Linked DNA regions of Homo sapiens: region 1 is linked to region 2. A link is a contact called in ENCODE Hi-C data. All regions are on one chromosome and are shown on one strand. The core of a region is the stretch at or near the end of the contact, and the rest is flanking DNA. Distances in the headings are between cores, read along the strand shown.

Region 1 (2,992 bases), core at 471-2,970, 1.0 Mb after region 2:
ATGGCATTTTCCCTCCCTTCCTCCATAGCCTGCCTGCTCCAGGCTGAGCTGGTAAACTATGAACGAGTCAAGGAATATTGCCTCAAAGTCTTGAAGAAGGAAGGGGAGAACTTCAAGGCCCTTTACCGGTCTGGTGTGGCCTTCTACCACCTTGGGGACTATGACAAAGCACTCTACTACCTGAAAGAAGCAAGGACCCAACAACCAACAGGTAAGGCGGAAATAGCTGTTTTCTTACTTCCTCCCTGCTCTGGTGGCTCCTGGGACCTTCTCATTTCAGCAGTTTTCTTGGCTAGGAGGGCCAGGCAGGGACAGAGATGGCAAAATTAGGGATCAGATATATATGATAAGACCTAAGAGGAGCACACAGCCCATGCATTTGCCTAGGGTTTGAGTTCCAGGGAGCACAGGCCCCTCTTCTCTTCAAATAGAGTATAGAATTCCTCATCTTTTTCAACTCAGAATCCAGCTCTCTTCACTTATTCAACAAATATATATATATTGAATTCATACTATGTGCCAAGATTTGTGCTAAGCACCAAGGGAATCAATGAAAAGACACTGCCGCTACCCATGAGGCGCTCACATCTGGTTGATGACACAGAATACAAACAGGCAAATTTGATGCTAAGCCCAGCACCTTTCAGGAAGCATGCTCTGACTTCTCCAGTCAGATGCTATTCCTTAGGACATGTGTTATCTATAGCATTCACTTAGATCATATCCACCAGTCATTCATTCATTCATTCCACAGATATTTATTGAGGGGGTACAATATTGCTAGGTATATAGTAGTGAACAAAAGAAAGTTGTTGCCTTCAAAGAGCTTATATTATAATGGCTCACTGTCTATTGTAAGTGGGAAAAAAAAGTGTGGAGAGGGGACAGAACCCAGGGAGGGGCTCTCTACCAAGGGATGGCTAGAAGTCAACCAGTAAACAAGCAAACAAATAGTAAACAAATGAAATACTTAGTAGTAATAAACGCTGTGAAGAAAATAAAGCAGAATAAAGAGATCAAGAGTAAATGGGGGCGCTGGGCGTGGTGGCTCATGCCTGTAATTCCAGCACTTTGGGAACCCAAGGCAGGTGGATCGCTTGAGCTCAGAAGTTCAAGACCAGTCTGAGCAACATGGTGAAACCCCATCTCTACTAAAAATACAAAAATTAGCTGGGTGTGGTGGTGGACACCTGTAATCCCAACTACTTGGGAGGCTGAGGCAGAAGGATCACCTGAACCTGGAAGGCGGAGGCTACAGTGAGCCAAGATGGCACCACTGCACTCCAGCCTGAGCGACAGAACAAGACCTTGTCTAAAAAAAAAAAAAAAAAAGGAGTAAGGCTGGGCGCGGTGGCTCATGCCTGTAATCCCAGCACTTTGGGAGGCCGAGGTGGGTGGATCAGGAGGTCAAGAGATCAAGACCATCCTGGCTAACATGGTGAAACCCCGTCTCTACTAAAAATACAAAAAATTATCTGGGCATGGTGGCACGCACTTGTAGTCCCAGCTACTCAGGAGGCTGAGGCAGAAGAATCACTTGAACCCAGGAGGCGGAGGTTGCAGTGAGCCAAGATTGCGCCACTGCACTCCAGCCTGGGTGACAGAGCGAGACTGTCTCAAAAAAAATAAAAAAGAGTAAAGAGGGGGGAGCTATTTTAGACCAAGTGATCAGAAAGAGCCTCTCTGAGGAAGTAACATTTAAACAACTTTGACTTGATGTTGCTATTTTTGTTGTTTATATGGTTAATAATTTTTCTTTTTTCAGACAGAGTCTCGCTCTGTCGCCCAGGCTGGAGTGCAGTGGTGTGATCTCAGCTCACTACGACTTCCGCCTCTTGGGCTCAAATGATCCTCCCACCTCAGCGTCCCCAGTAGCTTGGACTACAGGCATGCACTACCATGCCTGGCTAATGTTTTTTATTTTTTGTATAGATGAAGTCTTGCTATGTTGCCAGGGCTGGTCTTGAACTCCTGGGCTCAAGCAATCCTTCTGCCTCGGCCTCCTAAAGTGCTGGGATTACAGGCATGAGCCACCACACCCAGCCTTTTTTTTTTTTTTTTAAACTCAATCTTCCTTTCAAAAGTCTTTAAAAAACTTTAGAATCAAGTCACAAATGTCCAAATGTATACTTTTTTTATCTTTTTAAAGAACACCTTGTTGTTGATTTATTTTCCGTACATAAATCGTGTTCCACCAACTGTAAGCAGCTTGAAGACTAACCATTGGACTCATTCAATAGAATTTTCTGGAGCACTGCTATCTGCCAGCACGGTTCTGGAGGATACGCCTGGCATTTTTTAGCATGATATAGTATTCATTTCTACTTCCAGAAGTAACTATTCCAGGCAGCCCTGTCACTCTTATGTTATGGTGTGTGTGGAACTTAGCAGTTGTTCCCTGCCATGCCATCCTCACTAATAACAGGAACTGGGAAGAAATGCCCCAGTTTTGGTGAGGTGGTCATCTGACCCTGCTTATAACGACAAAAATAAGACAATAAAGCAAAGTCATTTTAAACTCTTCAAGCTTAAAAAAATTACATTAGACTAATATTTGTTGATCATTGTTTTAAGCACTTTTAGACTTACCTATTTTGGGCTTCAGAGCAATTTCATGAGGCAGGTATTACAGTCCTCAGGAGAGACAGGCTTTGCAGCCAGACACACCATTTACTATGTGTCTCCTTGGCATCTGACTCAATCTCGCTAGGTCCCTATTCCATTTTGTCACAGTGAGGAGAAGGATACATACCTTGCGGGATTGTATTGAGGATTAAATGAGATCATGAAGGTTAGAAACCTGGCACAAGGTTGGCATTCAAAAATGGAGCTTGTTGGCTGGGCGCGGTGGCTCACTCACGCCTCTGATCCCAGCACTTTGGGAGGCCAAGGTGGGCAGATCACCTAAAGTCAGGAGTTTGAAACGAGCCTGGCCAATATGATGAAACCCCGTCTCTACTAAAAATACAAGAATTAGCTGGGCGCAGTGGGA
Region 2 (2,797 bases), core at 103-2,602:
AATCTGTCACCAGTAACGCAGACCCTGGCCTTGGAGGAATAGTTAAGATTGTGAATAATAGGATTAAGTGAGATAATATATGTAAAAGTCCCGGGTAAACAATAAAAGTCTATTTCAATGGAATGGATTATTATAATACTATTTTTTCAGTCAGCATCTCTTTTCTGAATTGCTCAGAGCACTTCGTTAACACTAACTGGTTAATCCACCATCCATCCCTGGTTGGAGGCTGGCATTTAATAGCCCCCCTTTGTATGCAAGATCAAACACAAGTTTCCAACAAACCCCCACATCTTGAGCTTGAAGCCCAAACCTATGGAATCGAAATCTAAAGCTTGGACTTCTAAATGTGATAATGCCTCATTCCTGGGAATAAAGAAGGTGAGAAGAGAGAGGAGGGATCATTAAAATTTTTTTTTTCATGAATAATTGGTCATGTCAGACAAGGCTGTCATAGTCAGGATTTTGAATGACCTAGAAGTCAGTCAGTCATTTTCCTCTGAGAAGCCAGAGTTCCTGCTGGAAATGAAACTTGATAGGAGCTGGAGAAGCAGAAGGCTAAGAAGAGCAGCTTTGGGGCAAAGAACAGGGAAGCAGAGAGGGGGCTGGCAGATTTCTTCATTCTGTCCTATTAGGCTGTGGTGGAAGTACTTGAGATGCCAGGTTCTGCATCACAGTGCTAACTGCCTGGCACATGGCAGTGGGAACACACTCTCCCCTCTGATGTGTACCAGGAAGTGTCAGGGGGACCCACAGCAGGTGCTTGGTGTATTCTTCAGGTCTCATGTTGAAACTTCACAGAGCACCCCCGAGTGTCCTGCTCAGGCCAGTTTTGCTGCAGACCAAGTATTGCAGTCCAGTTTGGCAGGGTGGGATCTGAGCAGATCAGCCTTAGGCCGACTCTCCAGTCAAGGAAAGGCCTAGGTGCATTGGTCCACCTGTGTCCCTTCCGAAGGCTGGTCTCACCAGCCTAGAGCTGGCATGAAAAGGTCCTGTTTTGTTCACAGTACTAGGTGAGGCCATTCAGAGTCATCAGGACCTTTTTCCAAGCTTGTACTTCCCTGCCTCTGGTCAAGGCTTAAAGGGCAGTTCCGTCCTCACCTTTTGTACTCTCTTGCACAGAGTCTTGAACCCTGGAAGCAGGAGGAGGATATACTGAGTTGGGAAGTTCCTCCTTCCTCCAGTGGCAGATGTGTGGGCTCCCAGGTTTGAAACTCTAGAGGTCATTCAGGTGTGCCAGTGAAGAGGCACATACTCATGAGAGAACCAACAGGCTGGACCTTGGAGGTTATTTGCACTAGTGAGTTTCAAATTTGAGCTAGCATCAGATTCCTCTAGAGGGCTTGTTAAACACAGATTGCTGGGTCCCATCCCCAGAGTTTCTGGTTCAGTAGGTCTAGGATGTGGTTTAAAAATGTGCATGTCTACCAAGTTCCCTAAAGAAGAACTTGGTAGACATGAAGCAGCAGCTGCTGCTGGTCTGAAGACCAAACTTTGAGAACCACCAATTTATACTTGGGCTGAAAAAAACCTGTCTGACTCTTTTCAGAGCAAATTTTGCTGAGGTGAGGACAGAGTGGGTGGAGAAATCTTGAACCCACTAGGGAGACAAGTGGCCCTCTCAGAAATAGGCTACTGCAGGTGGGCCAACCTAATAAAACTGAGAAGAGGTTAAGGGAGGATGCTGGCAGATGTATCTCTTCTCCATGCTGGTCTGGTCCTTGCATACTACCCTACAGCAAGGAGCCAGACCTGGTGAGCCCCGGGGCTGGATCATTTTCATTTCCTATTCTGCCCCCTGAGGCAGCAGTGAGTTCTAAAAGTCTGCATTTTCGGATGCCTTTCCTCAGTCTGGGCTCTGTGGTATGAAGAACGGGACCCTGAGCCGGGGTCCTGGGCATCGGCCCTAGCACTGCCTCTAATGGACAGTAACTGAAGGCACCTCATGTTACTCAAGGGTAATGTGAGTGTGGACTAGCTCTCTGGTGCCTTTTGTGCTCTGATATTCTGGGTTCTTTAATGATTTACCCTGACAGCTTCCTCCTCAGGGTCAGGAACTTCTGCTGGCTTGTTACTTGTTTTTTATTTTTTCCGTGTATGAGAACTTCTGTTGATCAGAATCCCATCCAGAGACTGGCTCGCCAAAAGTGAAACTAGAGACAAGTTTGGGAATTGGAGAGAATAACTTTTCTTTTTGGAGTCATTGGCACCTGCAGTTGTGCTGCTGCCATAACACCTGCCTACAGAGAGAATGACTGCATCACTGTCGTGCCTGCCTATCTTACCCCACTGCCAGCTTCACAGGCTGTCTGATCAGCTCTGGTTTCCAGGGTGCTCAGGATTGTTATTCGACATTCCCCACTGCCTGGCACAGTGTGTGGCTCATGGTAGGCCTGTGTGCATGCTTACTGGATGGATGGAATAAGCGGTTGTATCCAGCTACCTCTTCTTTTCTCGCTTCTTCTTAACTTGGTACAGTTGTCTTCCTTTGCCCTCCTCGCTTCCATCCTTCCTTCCCTGCTTCCTTTGTACTCATTTTTACTCCTCAGCACTCTGGCAGAGCTAGCATGTACGTCGAGTGCTTTGGGGGTTAAAAGTATACACAAGACAATCATAAAACACCCTATGCAAGCCATCTATGTGAGGGGTTCCTCCAGAGCTCCCCACTCTTCCTCCTTGTCTCTTCTGCCCACTTTGTCTAGGGTAGCTGGGAATGTTTTCACTGTCCTAGGGGAATTTGCTGTTCTTCAGATTGAATTTGACCCCGTTTTCAGCCTTTATTTCCCACCAGAGCCTG

Evidence for each region. A loop is a pair of places that touch in the nucleus more often than their neighbours do. Pooled maps may share reads with other maps.
Region 1: a loop to region 2 is called in a map with no recorded cell type, with 4 times the contacts of the local background. The contact joins two enhancer-like sites. A Hi-C loop is called at or near these places in 3 of 37 single-sample maps with no recorded cell type and 6 of 50 pooled maps.

Annotation. Positions count from the first base shown.
Region 1 is chr14:70,667,536-70,670,527 of GRCh38, forward strand. It overlaps TTC9 (tetratricopeptide repeat domain 9), which reads left to right. Exons shown (of 3, transcript NM_015351.2): 2 at 29-211. Among named protein-coding and RNA genes, the nearest start is that of TTC9, 27 kb to the left of the region's middle. Within about 2 kb of position 1,721, at least 3 of the 41 ENCODE cell types and tissues checked have a DNase peak (open chromatin) inside an H3K27ac peak, as active enhancers do.
Region 2 is chr14:69,671,904-69,674,700 of GRCh38, forward strand. All of the region lies in intron 2 of SUSD6 (sushi domain containing 6), which reads left to right. Among named protein-coding and RNA genes, the nearest start is that of SUSD6, 62 kb to the left of the region's middle. Within about 2 kb of position 1,353, at least 6 of the 41 ENCODE cell types and tissues checked have a DNase peak (open chromatin) inside an H3K27ac peak, as active enhancers do.